3 separate regions of the Mus musculus genome follow, and all the other regions are linked to region 2. The links are chromatin loops, found by intact Hi-C in ENCODE. Cell type or tissue: heart. All regions are shown on one strand.

Evidence for each region. A loop is a pair of places that touch in the nucleus more often than their neighbours do. Peaks named below come from ENCODE experiments on the same cell type or tissue, not always from the same donor. Only the 100,000 strongest peaks of a DNase experiment are listed, where the experiment ranks them.
Region 1: a loop joins it to region 2, with 2.2 times the contacts of the local background. A loop is called at or near these places in 3 of 42 quality-filtered maps.
Region 3: it touches region 2 in a loop (2.0-fold over the local background); 2 of 42 quality-filtered maps call a loop at or near these places.

The regions. Positions count from the first base shown.
Region 1 is chr3:86,035,707-86,043,706 of GRCm38, reverse strand. Sh3d19 (SH3 domain protein D19) reads right to left here. Exons shown (of 22, transcript NM_001082414.3): 2 at 2,842-2,881. Among named protein-coding and RNA genes, the nearest start is that of Prss48, 37 kb to the right of the region's middle. In heart, no CTCF peak of the experiment used is centred here; DNase peaks (open chromatin) are centred at 3,266 and 4,896; H3K27ac peaks cover 324 bases.
Region 2 is chr3:85,967,590-85,975,589 of GRCm38, reverse strand. Sh3d19 (SH3 domain protein D19) reads right to left here and starts at 4,472. Exons shown (of 22, transcript NM_001082414.3): 1 at 4,166-4,472. In heart, a CTCF peak has its summit at 4,484; a DNase peak (open chromatin) is centred at 4,489; H3K4me3 peaks cover 1,832 bases; H3K27ac peaks cover 1,735 bases.
Region 3 is chr3:86,052,511-86,060,510 of GRCm38, reverse strand. All of the region lies in intron 2 of Sh3d19 (SH3 domain protein D19), which reads right to left. Among named protein-coding and RNA genes, the nearest start is that of Gm25188, 44 kb to the left of the region's middle. In heart, no CTCF peak of the experiment used is centred here; a DNase peak (open chromatin) is centred at 3,650.

The sequences.
Region 1 (8,000 bases), 68 kb before region 2:
TCTACCACATCTCTCTCTCTCTCTTTGTTAATGTTAAACTTTCTCCTAGTCTATTTGTGCTTTTTTTTTTTTTAAGATTTGTTTATTTTACTTTTTTGTATGAGTACACTGTATCTTCTGGTGTATCTTCAGACACACCAGAAGAGGGCATCGGATTCCATTACAGATGGTTGTGAGCCACCGCGTGGTCGCTGGGAATTGAACTCTGGACCTCTAGAAGAACAGTCAGTGCTCTTAACTGCTGAGCCATCTCTCCAGCCCCTCTTTGTGCTTTTCAAGACACTATCCTCCAGAGCCCACTCTCTGTTAGAGCTACCATCTAAGTGCCATGTGTGCTGCTGCTCTGTCATCTGGAGACACACAATGCCCGGCTCTTGTCAACTGTGATAGATAGACAAGGTGACTGCTTGATGAAGGCAGTGACTTCCCCTTATGCAACTAAGGACCCTTTATGGGGTGATCTTTTAAGGCCACACAAGTCTCCACTCCCCAACAACTCCGCAGAGGAGTTAACTGCCACTGATGGTCCTCACCTCAGTCAGCCACTGCACAGCGATGTGTCCTTCCCACTACCATCCTTTCTATGTGGATTTGAAGAATTCCAATATGTTTTATATCCAGCAAGGCAAGGTGGTATGTGCTTTTAATCTCAGCACTCAAGAGGCAGAGGCAGGAGGATCTCTGTGAGTTTCAAACCAGCCAGGGTTATAAAGTGAAATCCTATTTCAAATATAGTCATACAAATAAAATATATATACACACACACACGTAGATTTAAAATCCATTATCCTTTTTTATTTTTTTTAAGACTCAAATCATAAGCTGGCTGTCAATCCCTAGGGTCCTCCTGTCTTCCCCTTCACAGAGCTGGGATTACAAGTCCCTACAGCCATGCCTGTTTTTTGTTTGTATGATTTTTGTTTTTGTTTGTTTTTTTAAAGACAAATGCTGGAGATCCACCTTGGGTCCTTACTAGTGCAGCAAGCACTTTTATGTGACATCTTACCCAAGCCCCCAGTATATGTATTTTTCCAAGATTTTCTCAGTTGGGCACTATATTAGTTAGGGTTCTTTAGTCACAGAACTTATGGACAACCACATGCACACCTACCACATGCACACCCAACCATATGCACACCTACATATACTCATATACATGCACAGCCATACACATGCATACCTGCACATGCACACACACACACACACACACACACGCATAATACACACACAAATACATAATGATATAGTAATAATTTTTATGTCTGTCAAGACACAGGACCAGCCATACATAAAGAGTGAATTATAATGTGTATATTATACCTAAAGAAAGGCCAATATTATAGACACTCAGCTATGTTTTCCCTTCAGATAGACTCTCACTGATTTGATTGAAAACTATTGAAAGATGATGTCTACTGTAATTAGGGGAGCTTTCAGAGATTTTTTTATATTTATTTATTTTTATTACATATTTTCCTCAATTACATTTCCAATGCTATCCCAAAAGTCCCCCATACCCCCCCCCCCCACTTCTCTACCCACTCATTCCCATTTTTTTTTTTTTTTTTTTTTTTTGGCCCTGGCGTTTCCCTGTACTGGGGCATATACAGTTTGCGTGTCCAATGGGCCTCTCTTTCCAGTGATGGCCGACTAGGCCATCTTTTGATACATATGCAGCTAGAGTCAAGAGCTCTGGGTTACTGGTTAGTTCATAATGTTGTGCTTTCAAAGATTTTATAGTTTGATTCACCGAGTTCAATACAAGTTAGGAATTGACCTTTTCAAAAAGCATTAGGGTATAGTTTACCAGTAAACCTAATGAATGCACTATCACTACTTTATCAGTCTCCATAAAATAAAAATTTTTAAAAAGCAGTGATATATAAAATAATGAGAAAATAATAGCAGAAAAATTACAGTTTTCTAAAATTTGATAATAATACCTAGAATAGCCTGCAAGTCTTACTTAAAAGAGAAAGAGACAAAGGTTCTACCTCTTCAAGATTGAAATTATTTTTAGAACTATTCTTTGGTGCTGGTGAAAGTTGGTTTTTGTTTGTTTTTTTAATGCTTTGTAGTTCTAAAAATTAAGTTAGGTGTAGTGATGCACACCTCTAACCCCAGCACTAGGGAGGCAGAAGCAAGCAGATCTCTGTGGGTTTGAGGCCAGCCTAGTATGTATATATATGAGGTTCTATGACAGCCAGGGCTACATAGAGAAATCCTTTCTCAAAAAAAAACAAAACAAAATACATTTTTTTTTTGTGAGGCAAAATGGTTCAGTAGCTAAAGGCATTTGTCATACAGTCCTGACAACCTGAATTCGTGTAAAGGTGGAGTGAAAGAACTAACTCCACAGAACTCCCTCTGACCCACGCATGCTGCAGCATGTACTCTCAAACGGTATACACACATCAGTTCCACATACCCAACAGTGAAATCTAGAAATATCTTCTGTGTTTCTATAGAGTCTCTGTCAATTCTGTCATCAGGAAAACAGCAATGTGTTGTTTTAAAATACTGGTTAGAAGGAGGAGAGAAAATTAAGTTATAAAAGAAAGAAAATGAGAAAAATTAAGTTATAAAAGAAAGAAACTGAGAATGCTTTATGCAGCCGGATCTGTTCCTGACAGCAGTCCTCAGTGTGAAACACTGTCCACGTATTCAGTGTCTTCAGAGGGTTTTGTTCAGAGAACAAATGACTTCCCTTCTGTGAGGCTCTGGCAGCCATAACCGAGTTCAAAATAACAGTAACCCTAAAAGGGACAGTTTCATTGCTTCCAAATAGTGTTTCAAAGAAGGACCCTTTAAGCAGAACCATTAAATACTATAAATTCATACCTGGAAGAACGATGCTCTGGCTTATGTCGCTCGTTGCGATCTGTAAAGAAAGGAGACAGTCACACGTCAGCACAGGCTTTAAAGCAGCTGTAGATTCCAGCTGCCACACCAGAGTCTCACAGATGACACTTCAGGGCAGCTCTGTTTTCTTCTGTGCAATGCTCTTCACTGGAGTTGAGAGGATCTGCCTGACATGGGCGTCGAAAGGGGACACGTAAAACTTTTTTGATGGGTTGGTAAAATCTACTCAGAAAGTGTTATTCATTTTAGAAGATCTTTGCTGTGTTAAAGGCTTTGCTAAAACTTAGCTAAAGAAAGTAAGGAAACTGAAAAGCCAGAGATTACTCAGCTCTAAAAAAATTATTCCATGAATCATGGTTGGCAGGAGCTTCTAACAGAATGGGAGGGAGCAAAAGGAGCAGCTGCCAACATCTGCAGACACACCAAGACCAGTACAGCCTTAACTCCCTCCCATCCAGAACATTCAAGAACGTTCTGTGGAGAGTTAGCTAAAATGTGGTACACATAAACATTCCAGTCATCACAACAGCGCAGGAAGGAACCGGGGCTGGAGAGATGGCTCAGCAGTTAAGAGCACTGACTGCTCTTCCAGAGGTCCCGAGTTCAATTCCCAGCTCACAACCATCTGTAATGGAATCCGATGCCCTCTTCTGGTGTGTCTGAAGAAAGCTACAGTGTAGTCATATACATAAAATAAATAAATTTTAAAAGAAGAAAGAAAGAAACCAGAGATGGTGTTAATTGTCCAAAAGTGCACAGGGCAACGCCCTAAGATGTCAACTGTGTCGGGGTGAAAAAGCCAGCAGTGTATAAAAGTTCAGGGGCTTAATTTGCTCAAAAGTAATTGTCTAGAATGTTACAAAATACTATGTATTCACCTGAAAACCATTTCATGCACAAGACACACAAAACATCCAATTTGCTCATTTGAGTCCAAGTAACAACTGTTCCTTTGTTTACCCTTCCATACAAGAAAAGGAAACCGAAGAAAGCCTCAGTGTTTACAAAAGTCACACAGAGAGAAAGAAACACAGTACAGTCCCACCAGACTTTAAAAGGAACCTATGAGAACACTGCCACATTCACTCTCCTACAACACCATCCCAATCGACGCTAACTTCGTAGAATGATTTAAGGACAAAGCAAAGGTTAGCTAATAACATCCCCTCCAATCTCACTGATGGTAGAGCAGGCCAGAGAGCACTGTACTCTAGGAGGAAAGGGGAGGGAAGGAGTGAGGCACACTGAGGTGCATGATGCTCTGTGTCTGCACCGGGTTTATAATAAAAAGAAGAGCTGTATTTGTTTATTCACTTGTTTAGTGAATAGACATGCAGCTTTCACAAGCATTTCACAGGCATTAGGTCCCTCCTGCCGTGGCTTCCAGGGACCAGACAGTCAGGTCAGCAGTCTTGCATGACAAGAACTCTCCTTGCTGTAGCACTTTTACCCACTTAGCCATCTCACCAACCCAAGAAATGCCCTTTTAAGCCAAAGAGCTAGCATACAGTAAGACACTGTTTTCTGAGCGAGTAGAATGTAGATTCATGGTAAAACATGTTTGTTTAGATGCTCTGCCCTCCAAGTGTACAATGGTAATGTTTCTGGTTCTAATTCCTACACACTGGGTGTTACTGTACCTTTAAAAAACAATCTTAATTTACTCATCCCACTCCTCCCTTAAGCAAAGCCAGCAGACTTTCCATAGTAACACTTGGCATACTGTGAATCTTAAGAGGGAACAAATCATTCTTCCAGCTTTTAGCTTGCTTGTTGCGTTAACAAAAGCAAAGCAGAAACGGGATAGAAGCTAGTTATCCCCATAACAAAGCAACAGCTCTTACCTTGGCTAGCCAGGAGCTAAACCTCTGCCCTGGCTGTCACTGCCCTGATTTCCTACAGTTTCCTTATCTAGGCATGTGCCAGCAGGATCCTCCACTAATCTTCCAAGGCACACAGCACACAGGAGGAGGGAGAAACAGAGTCAAGAGCAAGTAAACAAGTCTCCTCATCCAAGGGCTTCCCTCCAGGGCCCATTCTGATTGGCAGATGTGCTATGACCAGTCTGCACATCTGGATCATGGCCACTCAGGAAACTGGATAGCTCGCAACTCGCAACTCTCCTCCACACTGGGTTCAGGCAGGAAATCCCAGTCATTTCATAACTTTCAGCTCTAAGAAAACACAAATGCTTTCCTCTTTCAGAGTATCAAGCTGGTAAATACAATCCAAGAAAATGACCTGATTAACTGTTGGAAGACTTTTAGACGTTTCCCACAAGTTCACTTTGTGCTATAGATCAGACTCCTATGTCAATATATATGCAGTGTTTATAATGTCTTAGTCCTACAAACTGGCACAGTGAAGATTTGAGGATAAGATAAATTATCCATTGTTTACAATATCCCCAGATGCTCAACTTTCAACAACAATAATAAATTGAAACACACATCCTCACTTTGATCTTTTCCCCAAAGGACACAGATAAACACAGTTCACACTTGGTGATCATGTCATTTTTTTAGCTGGAATGCATATAAATATGTGGAGTGTGTGTGTGTGCGCACGCACACGCGCTCTCACGTGTGCATGTGTTTATCTGAGTCTTATGTTTGTACTTTTCAAATCGCGTTATGGTTTATGCACTTCAATTTTAAGCAAAGCAATTTTCACAATGGGGAAGAATATTGTGCAACTGTCAGGGAATATATTGTGATTATTTCAGTCCAAAAGCCAAGAGTGAACAAAACAAATCACGAGAGCAGATTCAGGCTCCACTTTCTTGCCAACAATGAAAAATTAGTTGGATAAAACCTTAAGCAGACAATGAACAGACTGACATCAAGCGTGGAAATTTTATCTTGGTTTTAAGCACACAGTGCTTAAAGAGCATGAATTTTACTTACTTCAAATCAAATACTTTCTTTCTTTTTTTTCAAGACAGGGTTTCTCTGTGTAGCCCTGGCTGCCGTGGAACTCACTCTGTAGATCAGGCTGGCCTCGAACTCAGAAATCCGCCTGCCTCTGCCTCCCGAGTGCTGGGATTAAAGATGTGCGCAACCATGCCTGGCAAATCAAATACTTTCTAATATGTTCTCCATTTCCTTAAAAACTTCTAAGGTTTAAATAATTATTAAAGAATGTATGGGCAGAAAGCAGGTTTCTGGACTCATGTATATTTAGCAATGATATGAATAACATTGAAGAGTTGCTAAAAATAAAAAGACCCAGATTAACAACTCCAGGTTAAACACGTTTCCCTTTCAAGACAACTTCTGGTTCAAGACAACATGGAGCACATACGTTTTAGTTCCATTCTAACAGCTGTGATAAGAACATGCTCAAGGTAAGTCTTAGGGATTTACTGCTGTGAACAGACACCATGACCAAGGCAAGTCTTATAAAGATCATTTAACTGGAACTGGCTTACAGGTTCAGAGGCTCAGTTCATTATCATAAAGGTAGGAACATGGTAGCATCCAGGCAGACATGGGGCTGAAGGGGCTGAGAGTTCTATATCTTGTTCTGAAGGAAGCTAGGAGAAGACTGGCTTCCAGGCAGCTAGGACAAGGGTCTTAAAGCCCAGTGCCCACAGTGACACACCTACACTAACAAGACCACACCTATTCCAATAAGGCCACTCCCTGGGCCAAGCGTATACAAACCATCACAGCAACTTACAGTTGAAAGGCTTTATTTGGGGCTTACAGTTTCAGAGGGTGAATCCATGACCATCATGGCAGGGAGCATGGTAGCAGGCAGGCAGGCAGGCACGGTGCTGGAGCAGGAGCTGAAAGGTTACATCCTGATCCACAGGTAGGAGGCAGAGAGAGTTAACTGGAAATGGTGTGAGCTTTGGAAACCCCAAAGCTCAACCCCAGTGCCACACCTCCTTCACCACATCTAATACTTCTGAAAGAGTTCCATCCACTGGAGACCTATTCAACTATACGTGCCTATGGAGGCCATTCTCATCCAAACCACCACCACGTATGATCCAATGTTCATGTATTCAGATAGTACACCACTTGTGTCCACTCTGACCAGGGTGGATTTGGGGGAATGACCACACAGGCCCTACTCATGACTCTGAATCTAAGATGACAAGCACTTTGAAATGTAGATGATACAAATGCAAGTGTCATCTTTTGCTTTGGTTAAAACTTAAGAGGGATAGCCAATGTAGATCTTGCAGAGTCTGTTGTAAGATATTCAGGCATTGATGATTCGGCTTTGATCACTTAACTTAAGAGAAAAATCAAACCTCATTGAGTAGAGAGGAGCTTGCTTTAGTAACTGCAGTCAGAAGTGATGGCTCTTATATTGTTCTTTGAAATTAGGGGAAGACTCAACCTCCAGAATGAACACAGGATAAACTCACAGCAGAGTGGGAAGCAGTAGGAAACAGTGTGAAGGAGATCTGCCCTACACCTCACACTAGAGTTTCAAAATGTCTATGACAAGAAGAATCTTTAAAAGGTTCTGTAGCATACTCCTAAACACTACCATCAGGTGCTCGAGTTCTGGCTTGAGTGTTTATATATGTTCAATTTTAAATTGTAGTGTAGTGTGTGTGTGTGTGTATGGTATATGTGGTGTGTATGTGTGTGCATGTATGTATGATGTGTACAATGTGTGTATGATATATATGGTATGTATGTTTGTGTGTGGTGTATGTGGTATATGTGTGTAGTGTGTGTATATGCATTCATATGTATGGTGTGATAGTATTTGTCTGTATGTGGATATGTGTGTGTTCACACATGTGTGGGCACATACATGCCATGACACATGTGTGGAAGTCAAAGGACAATGTACAGAAGTCTGTTCTCTTCTGTGTTGGGAGCTGGAGACTGAATTCAGGTCATCAAGCTTATCCATTAAGCTATCTCACTAGCCCTAAAAATGTGTGTGTGTGGGTGTGTGTGTGTGTTTATTTTATACAGGGTCTCACCGTATAGCTTTGGCTAGTTTGAAATTCTCTGTATAGGCCAACTAGTCATGAACTCCAAGTTGTGCCTGCCTCTGCCTCCCACGTTTACCGCCATTCCCAGCGTTAAAAAAACAAAAAAACAACCCCCCCCCAAAACTGCCTTACTATGTTGCCTAAGCTGGTCTCAAATGATATTCTGTTATTT
Region 2 (8,000 bases):
AGAAGTTGAACACCTTAGCTTTACAGAGGATGGCTCTATACCCTGATGCGCTGACACTTCTGGGTTTCCTGGAATAGGGAACTTTCCATTTCAAAAGGCAAAGTCAGTCTCAGGAAACCAGGAAAGAATTGGTCACTCCGGCTTTTCCTTCCCCTGGCCTCCAGATGATACACTTCACCGGCACCAACCGGGGTAACACGGTGATGCCAACACACTAGACTTAGCAGTATGGATGGATGAAGAATTCTTGGCCAAAGACAAAGAAGTCAAGAACAGTTGACTGTCTGGGCTGGCCCACGTAAATCAATCACAGAATCTCTTAAGCAGCCAAGAAACCCAGAATGAAGTATAAACTCCAGTGGATCTCTCCGTGCGCATCTCAGTGTTTTTCAACTGATCTGTTCAAAAAGACCCAAAAGCATCAAAATATCTGGGAGCATGTTAAGAATATTCTCAGATCTCAACCTGTGAGATGGCTCAGCGGACAAAGGTGACCAGTGGCCTGAGCTTCATCCCTACGGCCCACATGGCGGAAGAAGAGAAGACTCCAGCAAGCTGTCCTCTGGCACGAATACAAAATAAACAAGTTGTGATTAAAAAAAAAAAAAAAGAGTATTTTCAGACCTTATCCCAAAACCGATGGGGATCAGAGATTTGAGAGGGCAGCCGGCAATCTGTGTCTGTACAACCCCTGTACAGCAATTCTGGTACACAAAGGAAACGTTTAAGAAAGCTGGGTTCACATACTCACATCTTGTCTGCCCTGCCTGAGAGTGACATTTAATGGGTCAGTAAGATGCTCCAAGAGTTCAGATGTGTCTGGCTTTTACATTTTAACTGTCAAGTGAGGCAATCAGAATTTTGTATCACACCATCAACAATGAATCTCTCAAGCTGCCGGGTTCACACCTCCGGCATCAGTGCCCAGCAGGACCTGGCAGTGCTGTCCTCTCTGCTCCCCTGGCTCCTCACAAATGCATGTCAATTGCGTGACAGCCCCATTTTCAAATGGTTTTCTCTTCCTCCTCATCTTCTGCATCCTTTTGCTTGCTCTCTTTCTCTTTTAAGCTCCCCCTCCCCACCCCATCCCTGGTAGGCTATAACTTTTTCTATGCGGTTCTCTTTATCACTAAGAGCAAAACAGAAACACAAAGAAGTAATGGGTGAGGGAGGGGGTTGAAATAGAATTTAAAAAAAACCAATTTGATCAATATGAGGAAAAAGTCCATTTGGTGCCCTTGGTGATATCTTTGAACCTTAAAAATAAATTAAAACAACAACAAACCAGGCCTGGAAAGAACTTATGTTTGGCATGGGTAGGGCCCTGGGGTCAACCTCTAGCATGCATGTTCCCTGCCTCCACAAACAAGCAAAACCTGAGTAAACTTACAGATACATATTATGAAGGTAAGAACTGAATCAACTAGCCTCCTCTCTTACGTGTAAGATGAAATGATTACTAAAACACATTTGTTTTCTAAGGATTCCCTGCACAAAACAAAAGAAAACAAAAAGCATGATGTTTAAAAAAAGAACGCTGGTGCCCATACTCCTGTAATCCAGCTCTTAGGGGGTGAGGCAGACCGGGCTACAGAGCATGACCTTGAGAGAAAGGCGGCAATCAGGATGAGTCTACCTAAATCAAGGTACAAACTTCAACAGTATTGCATAGGAATGTGTGTGTATAGTAAATTGTAAAGACAAAACAGGAAATAGGCCGGGCATGGTGGCACACGCCTTTAATCCCAGTACTCGGGAGGCCGAAGCAGGTGGATCTCTGAGTTCAGAAAGGCCAGCCTGGTCTACAAAGTGAGTTCCAGGACAGCCAGGGCCACACAGAGAAACCCTGTCTTGAACCCCCCCCCGCCCCCCCCAAAAAAAAACAGAAAACAATCTCAAAAACAGCTTTTTAATAGTAAGTGGGTAAGCACTTGCCTAGTACACACAATGGCCTGAGTTCAGTCCCTAGAAATACACACACACACACACACACACACACACACACTCACTCAGGAAAAGTTTTTAATGGTTAACTATGCAGAGGGAAGGGACAATGTCTGGGAGGGATAGAGAATGATGTCATTCCAAGGACCTGATATATTCTTTTTCTTACTCAGCCATAATGTTAGAAGAGCCTTTGCTTTATAATTTATTGTATGTATATTACAAAAATAGATAAACTTACGCAAACATGTAATTTAGCAGGGCGAGAAAGTTCATTGGCTGTTTCAAGTCTACAAGCCCCGGGGTTATGGTGTGTATCAGGCCATGCGAGATTAAAGAAAAAGAAAGCCTTTAACTTGAGGGAGGGAGGAGGAAACACAAAGAACAGGCAAAGCCATTTACCATGAGGAAGAAAGCAGAGGGACTGGGGGACATCAGGCCTCTGGGTGAGCTCCCACTCTCTTTTGGAAGAAGACAACTACTGCAGTTAATGCCCAAGCTTGGTAAGGAATGCAACAAGGGGTTGGAAAACACGCTAATACATTAGGCGGGAGGGAAGCACCACTTGTCGACTATTAAATAATTTATCCCCAAGACGATAAAATCTAAAATTACAAGTCTGACCCTCTCACACGCAGCATGCACTTGCTGACCCCTCGCCCCTTCATGAAGGAAGCCATGTTAAGGGTAAGAGAGCTGAAAACACTTATTTCTGGGTGCAGACGCTACCAAATCTCGGCAAACTATTATCACAGAGCCTAGACTAGGCCTTGTCTTCAGACATTATGGAACTAGTAAAAAGTTACAAAAGTAACATTTGTGCTGGCCTTGGGGGGAAAAACACACTGAAGAACCGTTGAACCTGTATCTGGGTCATATTTAGTTTAAATTCCGACACTGCTCTCCATGGTGCAGTCCTCTGTAAGAGGGAGACTTTCTTCTAAAAGGTACCAAGAATCCAAGGTACTTATGCACTTTTAAAATCTGTAAGCAACCAAGGCACAACTTTGCAAACTTTTTCATGGTACTGAATTATTTACGCAGCAGTTAAGTGTTGTTTCAGTTAGGCTTACATTGAACAAAACTACCGATTATTATCACTTGGTGTTCATGGTAACAGTCAAGTGTCTTACTCTAAAAAAGGCCCCGTGGCAGGCAGGCAGGCAGGCATAAAGTTAATTTTAAGCTTCCGGAATGTCTTACTCGGAATACGCTTACCGACTTTTTTTTTTTTTTTTTTTTTTTGCTTTTATCCCATTTTCTGCCCTCCAATTCCACAGACCCAACTTTCTCCTGGTGGTCACACAGAGGAGCCTCTCCATGTTCCCTTTCTAAGAAGGCTCCAGTCTGGTGCCTGGATTTCCCATGACTCTTCCCAATCCCTTCACCTCTTTATGCATCTTCTAGGTTAATTCTTCCATCCAGTTTCAGATAACTGTGGTTAACCAGCTGGCCTAATAATTTCCTCTCCATTACGGTTACATTGAAAACCCACCCCAGGTAAAGGGAAGGAGGGTGGATCTACATTTAATTTTATACTTATGCACCAAGCTATTTGATTCGTGCTTCGTTGGTGTGTCCCAAAACAAGATCTTAAAGGTAACTAACTATAGGCCCCCAAATGACCTCCATCCAAAAGAATTCCCTTCTCCAATACTACATTGGGCACTCCCGGTTTACAACGGGGAGGGCAGTTGCAACAAATTAACTCTCCAGCAGAAAATCAGCGCTGTGGGGGAGGGAAGGAAGGGACTAGAGGTCCGAAGTTCACCGGCTGCTGAAACAAGACTTGATTCAGCATGGGCACGTGGTCTGACCAGGTTGGGGTGGCCCAGGCGAAACCGTAGGGATGGGTCGTGGTCCAGAGAGAGATAGACGTAGGGCATGGCCTCTGACTCACCTACAGATAAGTAATCACCCAGCCACAAGTACCAGCCGCCTTGGATTTAGTTTCCACGGAAATTTTGGAGTTTCGGCTCCAGGGCCACTAACAGGTAAAAGAGACCAATCTGAATTCTCTCAAAAAGGAGAAAAGGAGGCTAAGGATAGAAAGGCCACTGTCCCGCCCTCTCGCCATCAGGAGTTAAAGGTGTCAGTCCCCTCCAGGCAGCATCGAGAGCAGCTGCCGAGCTGGGCAGGGCATGAGTGGGCGCGGAGAACCCGGTCCTAGATGCTCCCAACCCCCCGTGCGCCCCTGGTCCCCGCGTCCCCCGCGTCTCACCTGCAGCCGAGTGGCCCGGGAGCGCGCGGCTCCGGGCGCGGCGCGGGCCCCCAAGCTCGCGGCGCTCTCGCAGCTCTTCCTCCTCGTCCTCCCGCCGCCGGCCCTCAGCCATGGGCGAGGCGCCGCCGCGCAGCCCAGGGACGGCGGGCGAGCTGCGGGCAGCGGATGGCCCTCGCCAGCGCGCTCGGCGGGGAAGGAGGGCTCCACCTGCAGCGCGGAGCTGGGGCGCGGGCTGGGCCGAGCTCCCCGCCTTCTGGGCACGCACCGGCGGCCTGCAGCTCCTCGGCAGCTCGCTTCCCGTCCGGTTCCCTTCCCCGCCCCACAGAGGTCCAGCCTGGGATCGGGCGGGCTCCCGACCGGCCTCGCCTCCTCGGGGAGGGGTTTCGGGCTGCTGAGGCCGCCCTCCAGCCGCACAAGCTGGAAACACCCCCACAACCCAAACAGACGTGCACAAAATAAATAAAGGGGTTGGGGAGTTGAGAGAGAGAGACAAGGAGGCTTGGCCTCTTCCTGCCCTTTCACAATATTCCAGAGTCAACAGGAAACCCATTCGCTTGACACTTAAACAAAAGGGGGAGGAACCGGTTCCTAGGCGAGTCTTGGAGAGATGCACAAACTGGGAGAGGCTGAACTTCACTTGGGGCACACCACCTAGAGTTGAGTCTAGACTCTAAGAGATCTCTGTCTCTCTGTCTCTGTCTCTCCTCTGTCTCTCTGTCTCTGTCTCTCTCTCTCTCTCACACACACACACACACACACACGTCTTAATTTGGCCTGAAACTCCTGATCATTCTGCCTCTTAAGTGGTGGAATTACAGTAGTATGCTACCATATCCGCCCCCCCCCCTTATATCACCCCTTAAAAAGTACCTCATTAGGGAATAGGTTTTTTGGTATTACTGTTTTCCTTTTTTGGTAGTCAAAGTACTCTGTGATACATGTCATAAATTAGTTCAAAGGCACAGAGTGTGCAACAGCAAGGATGAGCCCCATGTACGCTATGAACTTTGTGGGCGATAAAGATGCGCCTGGAGCAGGATTAAGTTTATTAGTTGTAACAAATGTGCCCCGATATGGAGGATGGTGGTGAGGAGGGAAGCTATGCATAAGGGGGTCAGGGAGAGCATTTGTACTTTCATTTCAGCTTTACCGAGAACACAATACTGGTCTAAACAGTACAGTCTAATTTCTTTTAAATACTAGGTAGGACTTGAGGTTGGGGGAGGGGGGTAGAACAGTTCCCCAGTTTGGGTGAAGCTTATCTCTGGCACTGTAAAAAATAAATACATAAACAAATGAATAAAGCCTCCCAGTATTCAGTTAATTGAGGGTTAGGAGAAGGCCACCATCCCTAGAAGTTCAGGGAGAAATGTGTTAAAGGAGTTCCATACCCAATGATTTGTAGAGAGGTGATTTGGCCAAGTGGTAGGAGAGCTGGCTCTGAAGTCAGAGGCTGTAATTTGAGGCACTTAACTGCGGGACCTACCCCCTGCACACTGCTCCAAAGCTGGAAAGAGCAATGTAACAAAAGTCATTGTACATACCTATCACACACAGCTAAAGTTCTGTAGGTGCACATACATAATTTCACACCGAGGGACAGATTCTGGAATGTCACAAAAAGATACTGAAACAGCAGGCAAGAATGCTCCCTTAGGAAAGGGCTGTGTGGGATGAACAGGCCTTTATCTGCAGCCTCTGGCTCTTGTTCTGAGAGCTTGTGAGAGCCCCCAGTGTTCGCAGTGCTGGAAGAAGAAAGGAAGAGAGAGGTCACTGAGGCAGAGGCGTTGCCACTGTTGCTTTACCTCCTCAGTGGTAACTGTTGCTGCCTGAGAAAAACTATTTCTGTTTTTAGGCAGATAAGAACAAAATTCAATTTTAAGAAATTGAGGTCAGATCCACAAGTTAAAACACCACTTCCGCATAAGCAGTTAAATAAGTGAACTCTTGGATCGCTCAGAATTAAAACGGGGAGAAAGAATTCTGACCTCAAAGGGTTGTCCTAAGTGTTGGGGATCACTTTACGTGGAAGTGTGTCTATCGCTGGCCTTCAGGAATGAGGAATAATTTGGAGGTCCCTCTCTGACAGCAGCATGCCTATTGGGGCCAACCTGCAGTTACCCACACCCTTAGTTTGGACTCCCTGAAAAACGTGCTGGATCGCCCACGCAATCAGAGTTGGGAGATCCACATCCCTTGGGGCTGGTTGCACGCTTACACTCGCATTAGGCTAACATGATTTCTAAATACTATGTGCCAAGAAACACCCCACAGGTTCCCTTGAGGAGACCAAAGAACCAAGGACTCAGACAGTTACTGTCAGAGACGACTATTGTAGTGCTTGTCATATGTGTTTTTGCTATTTTAAATGAACATGATACATTCTTTGTCCTCCAATAAAAGAGGCAGATGGTTGTGGAAGGCCCTCCTCAAAGGTTGTGATTATTGCTGCATTTTGATCAGAGCAGCAGGATCACCCACAAGCAACCCTCAGATTGGGCGTTGTATTAGTCTGGGTTCTCTAGAGTCACAGAACTTATGGAATGTCTCTCTATATTGAGGGAATTTATTATGATGACTTACAGTCTGTAGTTGAACTAACACAACAATGGGCAGTGGTGAATGGGAAGTCCAAGGATCTAGTCGTTGCTCAGTCCCACAAGGCTAGTAGATTCCAACAGATGTGCTGGCAAATAAATGCAAGTAGGCAAAGAAGAGTGAATCTTCCTTCTACTGTCCTTATGTAGGCCTTCAGCAGAAGGTGTGGCCCAGATGAAAGGTGTGTACCACTACACCTGGATTTGGGACCTGCTTTGTCCTGGGATGACTTTGAACTCAGAGATCTCCTTGCCTCAGTCTCCTGGGATAAAAGTCCTGTACTACCTTGCCTGGGCCTAAGCTTTTCATAGCCACTATGCCTCAAGATCTCCATGCCAAGATCCAGGCCAGAAACTTGTGTCTTCCAGCCTCAAGATCTGGATCACAGGTGAGCCCACCAATTCTGGATTGTAGTCCATTCCAGATATAGTCAAGTTGACACCCAGGAGTAGCCATTACAGGCCTGTTGGTTTTCTGTCATGGAAAGGGGTTGAGTGGGTTGTTACACTCTCAACCACTCATGCCTATGCCCCGGTGGTATGTAATCCTGCCACAGCCGCACGTGGTCTTCAGAGGTTCTGTCATTTATAGGAGGTGGAAATTGATCAAAAGGGGAAAAAGGAGCAGGGCGTGGTGGCACATGCCTTTAATCCCAGCACTCGGGAGGCAGAGGCAGAGTTAGAGACCAGCCTGGTCTACAAAGTGAGTTCCAGGACAGCCAGGGCTACACAGAGAAACCCTGTCTCAAAAAAAAAAAAAAAAAAAAAAAGAAAAAGAAAAAGAAAAAAGGGGGTGGGGGGAGAAGGACTCCATCAACACAGCTGCCAGAAGTTGTCATGCACGCTGGAGTAAGACTTTTTGGTGATGCAGTTCCTTGGGGACACCTGTAAGTCACCCCTGGCCTGTGCTCCTATATGTAAGTGCAATAAGCTGATTGGCTCTTTAGGCTATAGGAGGGTAGGATCATGCCATTGGTTGATCCTTTGGTGCCTTGTCTAGGTAGACTAGATGTTTGTTTGAGTCTCCCCAGGAGAAGTTAATGTAACAAAGACCTATCCAGTTGACCACAAAGCAAGGCAAAGGTTAGGAAATCCCACAATAAATATACAGCCTCAGACAAGGATAGTGAGCTAATCCTATGGAGAAGTTGGTTTTATGACTGACTATCCAAGTACAAAAGAAACCGGGGGTGTGGTGGCACTTGGGAGGCAGAGGCAGGCAGATTTCTGAGTTAGAG
Region 3 (8,000 bases), 85 kb before region 2:
CTTGAGCACACCTGCATACACATGCATGTATCCATCCCCTACACTTAACCCAAAACGTGTAAATAACACTAAATAAATCTTACAGATAGAGGGGAACCAGTATCTATGACGAGAGAAACCTTTTGACAAAGATGGAACACTGGCTAGGACGGAATGGCGCAGAGACTAAAGACAAAGAGTTAGGGAGAAGTCATAAGGTCAGCATATGGGAATGTCTGCATGCAATTCAGTATGAGACGTTGCCTTTGAAATCACAATCCTTCTGACCTTCTTCTGACATGAGGTCATATAAACTCCCTCTCTTGTGTGTGTGTGTTCCAGTGCCTTACCTGTGTGTGTAGTCAATCCTCCTGCCTTAACCCCTGTACAGGCTATGTTTTCATTAATTATTTTAATTGTAATTATCTATTTATTGGGGATGGGGTAGTTACTCCCTCATATGGAGGTCAGAGGGCAACCTGCAGGAGTCATGTTCTCTCCTTCAACTACCTGGGTCCTGGGGATCAAACTTCACCTGCTGAGCCACCTTGTAGGCCCCAAGGTTATTTTCTTGAAGACCAATAAAAGTGGGGCTGAATATGTAGCTCAGTTGTAGAATGCAGGGTCTGGGTTTGACCCCCACCCAGAAGAGGCTTGACTTAAATGCTGGGATTAAGCCTTTTGTTCGTGCAAAGACCAAGAGAAGTGGCGAGAGATAACCCACCTCTACTATGAAGTATCCAGCGGCATTAAGGCTGCATAAGGACTCTGGAAGAATGCGAGGCTCAGGCCCTGTGATCTACTGTTGTTACATATGTAAAGTGGCTGAACTGAGTCCAGAAGTCTACGGCCCAACCTCAGTCCTGCCATACTCACTGTGTGAGCATATCATGCCAAGTAATGCCATTTCTGATACTATCAGGTAGTCTGATATTATCGGAGTGGATGACCTCTAGTCTAACTACAAAGTTTAAAAATTATGACATTTAAAACTGTAAGATTCAGTTTAAGTCTTCTCTCTCTCTCTCTCTCTTTGGTATTATGAGACAGGAATTTAAGTCTTCTTAATGCAAAACAATGACACAATCCAACACGAGCCAAGAGGCTCAGCCTTCATATTTATTAACTTCTAATTCTAACAAACAAAGGCCAGTGTAAATGTCCTTTAATTCAACCCAGACTTAAAAAGTAGTTATGATCTCACTTTACAGACAAGAAGGTTTATGTAGTTTGAATGTTCAGAGTCTTAGAGCCAGTGACGGAGGAGGAAGCCAGGGTTTGACTTTACTCCGGCTCAAAGCCCGAGTGCTTTTTGTGTTTCACCGCCTCACAGGAAGTCCACGCCTAACTGTGTGTGCACACCTACACACAGAGACCATCTTATAAAAGTATGGATTAATTGCCAAGCAGCCAAGAGAATCTGTTGTCTTTCAGTGAACATCCTATAGGCTAGAAGACTTAAATCTGAGGTGACAATGGAAGAAAAGACGGAAAGTGGAAGAAAGACTACCTTGAAGGGTATAAAGGGACGGGACATACAGTAACTAGTCAGCAGAGCACTTGCCTGGCCTGCACAAGGGCCTGGGCTTAGTTCTCAGCAGTGCATAGACTGAGCTTGGTTGGTATGTGGGAGGTAGAGGGTTGAAGATCAGAGTCCAACATTATCCTTGGCTACAGGGCAAGTTCAAGGTCAAGTCAAGTCAAGTCTACAGACCTTGTCTTGAAGAAAAGATTGATTGCATTTTGTTATAAGAAATCCTACATGAAAAATATTTTAAACTGTTGCTGGTTTAAGAAAACAAAATAACAACGATGTCTACTGTTCACTGAGGCAAGCGTCTGCTGCCACTGCCCATACGGGAGGCAGGCAGGCAAGTGATGCATCTTCCTGTAGGAGAGGGAGGGCGACAGGAGGGGTCTGGTTTGCCTGTAAACACTTTAAAACTCCATTCTGCTCTGTTTTCCTAATGTATTCATGGCATCCAAATCCATTTCAGAGTAAAACCTACAGTCTGGGAGAGTTTTAAAGCCTGTATTAAAAACGCCAGAAACGCCTTTGTTTCTAAGTTGCAATATTGCTGCTGTTGCTTCTTTTAATGGAATCATATCATCATGTGAGGCTGAAACAACCTGAAACCTCCTTAAGCTCTAAAGAAATGATGAGTTTTATTATGAGCATGCAAAGTTTATCTCTAGACTTCTTACAAACAGAAAAACACACACACATGAGGTGCGGCATTGGAGGAAAACGAGCCTTCCCACTTTTGAACTCCTCTCATTGTTTCTGTCTCATCTTTAAGCTTGGACTCTGCCTGCATCTGCACACACGTGCCAGCAATCCCAAGTCTAATGACTTTCAAGCCTGGAATAAAGCTAATTTTAAAGCTCTGAGTCTTCTAGCTTAAACTTGATTAAAGACTTGATTAGCAAATCCTGCAGGTTAGAGGTCCACCAGCTACATGCGGAAGGTGTGGGATCATGGGAGAGCCTGGCTCAAGGTGCGTGCCTGTGCTTCTCTGCTGGGCCTGGTGAAAGAGTTCTCAGAGAAACAAGCAAAGCACTAGCTGCAAGCAGCCTCCCTCCATCACTGCATGGGGTCAGCCTTTGTGACAGTTATCACCACATTGCTCAAAACCACCTAAACAATACCCCTAACAGGCTGGAGAACCCACACGGGGTCATTCCCAGAGTGACTCCTAAGATCTGAGTCCAGAAAGTATCTGATAATGTTTAGTGTCTTTTCTCCAAGGGTGTGTGTGTGTGTGTGTGTGTGTGTGTGTAGTCATTCTGTGTGTGGATTGAGTGGCGGTGAGGGCTTATTTCCAAAGGAGTGTGTGTGTGTGTGTGTGTGTGTGTGTGTGTGTGTGTGTGTGTGTAGTCATTCTGTGTGTGGATTGAGTGGTGGTGAGGGCTTATTTCCAAAGGAATGTGTGTGTGTGTGTAGTCATTCTGTGTGTGGATTGAGTGGCGGTGAGGGCTTATTTCCAAAGGAATGCAATCAGTTTCCTACGAAGTGGCCTGATTATACAAAAATCAGAATAAATGCAGAAAACCAAATCTTGAACTTTTTTTCAAGTAGCCTAAGAAAACATCTTATCATCAAGTCAAAAACCACACAGTTCCTTACAACCCAGCACTTCTGGTCCAGATTAAGCAAAGCACAGCAGCCGTGTACTGCCCCAGGCTCTTTTTATTATGTAGAATCTTATCGTGATCAGGCACCTGTCTCAAAACGGCAGGACTCTTCAGGACCACAATCAATATTAACTGTGCGGCTATTTATGACAAAAATGGACAAACAGCAATATCAACATTTTCTGACTTAGAGAGACGCAGAGTCCTGTCCTTGAGAAGCATTAATGACATCAAAACTCATGTAAGTGGGCTTAGTGGGCTTCTCCCAAGGTCCAAAGAGACGATGATGGCCAATTTTATGTATCAGTGTGGCTGGCTACAGTCTTCAGTGTTCAAATACAAATTTACATGTTCCTCTGAAGGCATTATATAGATAGGTTAAAAGCTGTTAATACTGGGAGGTTAGCTGTAAACAAGTCCAGATGGGCCTGGTTCACTCAACTGGAATGCCTCAAAGGGAGAGTAAGGCTTCTGGGGCGGAGAACTCTACTCAGGGGCAGCACCCTTGTAGCTGCGTCAGTCTGTATGGGAGAGTGCCAACTTGCTTCCCTCGAGGCCTGCCCTTTGGCTCTTCACTTGCTTAGTCAGCTCCTACAATACTCTGAGAGAGTCTCTGCAGTCTCTTCTCCCTTTTTGTAAAAGCTCTATTATGTTATTAATTCTGTACATGTGTGTGTGTGTGTGCATGTGCATATGTGCACTCCAGTGCTCTCGGAGGCCAGAGGCATTGATTCTGGAGTCATAGGTGCCCGTGTATCATCCAAGGTGGGTACCAGCAATTGAATTCTGGTCTTCTGCAAGAGCAGTATTCACTCTGAACTGATAAGTCATCTCTTTCCCTTCCCAATATAGCTATTAATACAGATACATATATTACTGGGCCTGTTTTGCTGACAAATATAGCAACTAGGGAAGTACCACAAACTTAAGAGGTAGACACTACACTTAGCCCTGTTTGCAGCAGAACCTGAAGTAAAGAAAGACCAAACTTGCCCAGGAAACCCAGCTCCTAAACAATGTGGCCAGGATTTGAATTCAGGCAGCCTGAACAGTGGCTCCATTCTACAGTCCCTTGGAGAACGGTTCTACCATTAAGGGGGCGCTACACAGTTGCAACAGGGCTTTAAAAGCTCATTTCAGAACAACCTAAAAAGTTTCCTTAACTTGAACACACATGGGTCCTATTTCAGATACAGGCCGGAAAGTATTGATTAGGAGTCTGAATTAAAATTTACAGGAACGGATAACAGAGGTGGGTGTGAGCGTGCTTCTAATAAATGTGAGTTATACTGAGATAGAATGTGTGTGTTTGGGAGATGAGAGATGAGAAAGACTGAATCCATAGCCTTACAAAATGATATGTAAGTACTCAGCCACTGAGCTACACCCTCACAAAAACCAATATTCTTGTTATTTTCTTCTGCTACACCCATAAATAATGCAGGGCAAAGGAACAGCTATTTATTTATTTATTTATTTATTTATTTATTTATTTATACAGTGAGAATGCAAACTTTTGGGAAACCCGCTGGGCAGCACAGATGCTCTTTGACTGTAATAGGTCATATCCAGTAAATCTATTGTAAATTGAATGGTCATAAGATGAAATGCTTTTTAAACCATCTAAGCGGGCTGAAGGGGAAACACTTGGAATAAAAGTGTGCAGATCCAAGTTTAATCCCGGGCTCCTGTGGGGAGGTGGGAGGCAGAGACAGGAGAGTCCCCAGGAGTTCCCAGCTATCTTCTGATCTCTACATGCTCACACACTTGCACACAAATATAAATGCATACGTGTGTGTGTGTGAACGTGTGCACACAAACACCCCCCTCTTCTAACCTGTTAAATATTACTGCTTAGCCTTATCTGAAAAGTTTAAGTCAACTCATTATATCAATACACACGGAGTCCTAAACGGCTCATTTGTACTTTTTGCTCTGTTAATTTCACTATGAGGAATTTATTATAAGAGATTATCAGAGGTGGACGACAAAGTGCAAATAAAAGACTGTTGGGAGGTGGAGAGATGGCTCAGCGGTTAAGAGCACTGACTGCTCTTCCAGAGGTCCTGAGTTCAATTCCCAGCAACCACATGGTGGCTCACAAAAAACGGTAATAGGATCTGATGCCCTCTTCCAGTGTGTCTGAAGACAGCTACAGTGTATTCATACACATAAAATAAATAAGTAAATCTAAAAAGAATTTACAGGCCTGTTCACAGCACTGTTTATTAACAGAAAGAAGCTAGGCGTGCTCAGGAGGGCTGAGGCTGGAGCACTGAGTTTGAGGCTGCGCGGTGAGACCCTATGGAAGGAAGAAAGGACAACGAGGGAGAGAGTGGGAGTAGCTGAACAGCAGCTAACAGGAGGGTCAACCTTGGGTAAACTACACCTGCAAGATGGAATACTACCAAGGAGTATGCTGTGGGGAAATGCTTACAGGCTACTGCTTTGTGAAGAACCATGTTAACAGATAATATAACGAGCATTCACAGTACACTAACATTAGCTACTATTGAACTGTTACTGATAAGCCTTTTTCTTGATTTTTTGTAGGCTTTCTACAGCATTTTTTATTTTTATAAAAAATTTTAACCATAATCTTAAGAATATGTATTTGAAGTGGGAAAAAAAATCATGAACTAATGAAATAAAAGCAACAGTTTTAAAATAGCATACTTATGAACCTCTTTCCATATTAAAGTCATAATCTATTTGAAAAGATAGAATCATAAAAATTACATTAAAATGTAATAATGATTAACTATGGGTAGGTATGATTAGATGATTTTGCTTCCTTTTATATACTTGTCTTTTAAAAAATCCCCATCATGAACATATTCTACCTCATAATTAGAATAAACACATGTAATTCCACTTTTTTTTTTTTTTTAAAGAGCCAAGGTGTTAAAGATGGAGCCCTCGATGGAAATGGTGAGGGTACAGTGCAGTCTCTGAGAACTTCCTCATCTGGATCTTCTCTTCAGGATGCAGTGGGCAATGGCTGCTGGTTTCCCTGCCTATCCTCGAACCTGCAGCACAGTACCTCTGGCTGCCTGCAGATCTCGAGTGCCAAGGACAGTTTTATCCTGAGGAAAGGCGTGCAGCTGAAGGAATGCTTGTTCTTTAGGCTACTCGGAAGGTTATGAGCCAGCTGGTACTTTCTCTCTATTCTTCTGTTTTCTTAATTACCAAAGGAAGGTCCTAATTTCCATCCCTCCTGTTCCAAAGGAGGGAGGGAGGGAGGGAGACAAGACAAGCCTTCTTGGACACTCATCTTACTTTCAACGCAGTCACAAGGCAGGTGCACTGGGATGATCTCTGCAAGGCTACCACAAGATGGAGAGCAGGAGAGGCAAACTGTCACTGGGGCTGAAGTTAAAGTTCTGGTGTGTTACGTACACAATTCTCTAAGCTACAGGAGAGTCCAGTGCTGGGTCCAGTGAGCTCCAGTCCTGGGTCCAGTGAGCCCAGTCCTGACCTCTGCTTTCCCAGGTTTTGGCTTCAGGGAAAGCATGGGCTCCTTACTGAGCCGCAGCTGCTGATTGTCAAGGAGATGGAGGTCTGAGGTTGCAGCCAACTGAATGTTTTTGTTTTGAACCAACTGTCTAGACTGAGATTCTCTAGGAATTAGTTTGCTTTTGTAGTTTATCGTTCCAACCAACATACTTGAAAAAGGTGTTCTGTGCTAGGCCAGTAAGGGGTATATTTAAATAAAATTTAAAGCCCCATTTTACAAGCATATTTATTAGTTGGGATGAACCATAACCTAAGGACAGACTGAGCCACAAGGCTGTACACCAAGCTCACTCAACCAAACTCTCTGCGATATTGGCTTCACAGTGTTGTAAATAACTGCTTCTAAATTATAGTACAGAAAGGTAAAGAACGAATATAAAATATGACCCAAGGGAAAGAGAGGAAAGAATTAAAGGGTCAGGAGTTCCATGTGTTCCCTGGACTGCTGAAAAATTGTGGCCATACAACCCTGTCTTGAGAGAACATAAATACCAGCCAGCTGTTTCAAAGCTAGCTGCCTGCTGCTTAATTTGCAACTTCAGAAAAGCTCCCAGGTAAGTTTGATGGCAGCAGCAGGTCAGCTGATAAAACGGTTCAGCTACCCAACAGACACAATATAAACGTTCATTCCCATCACACCGCAGGGAAATGCGAAAGTCCCATTTCTTAAAACCACGGTAAAACAGCACAATTCATATTATCTCGTCTCCCTCTGCAAAAAGGGCTCTTTCTCTCACAAAACCCCACATGCACTTTAATTTTTCACCTTGTCTCGAACTTTGTAGATCTTAGAGCAAAAGTAATGTTTCCGTTATAGCTCACAAAGCATAATGCCAAGAAGTAATTACACACAAGCTATAGTTTATAGAGGTACAGAAATCAAAACATATGGGAAGGGAAATGCTACAGAGTTACAGTAGCTAAGTGGAGCCCAGAAGAGCACAATGATTTAACAGACATAGTTAGGGAGAGAAAAGCAAAAAGCAAGGTAAATCTTTTGCTCAGACATTCTATTTAAAACCATAATGAGATGGTGGTGGTGATGGGTCAAAGAGAAACCTCAACATCAGTAATGGGTACCAATGTCTAGGACCAATCAACAACAGGTATCGATGCCAAGAACCATGATGGATGACAGGTGCCAGTGTGGAGAACCCTCAATGACAGGTGCCAACGGGGAGAACCATGATCAACGATGGGTCCCAATGCCGAGAACTAGGAGCCTTTGAAAGTCTTAATCGTGAGGTGCTTGCTGGGATGTTAACATCAACAGCTCTTAATTCTGTGTCCACTGAACTCTGTGCTGTAAATATTTTCTGAGTTGCACTGCAGTCCTTCCTAGGCACCATAACACCATGGAGGTATATGAA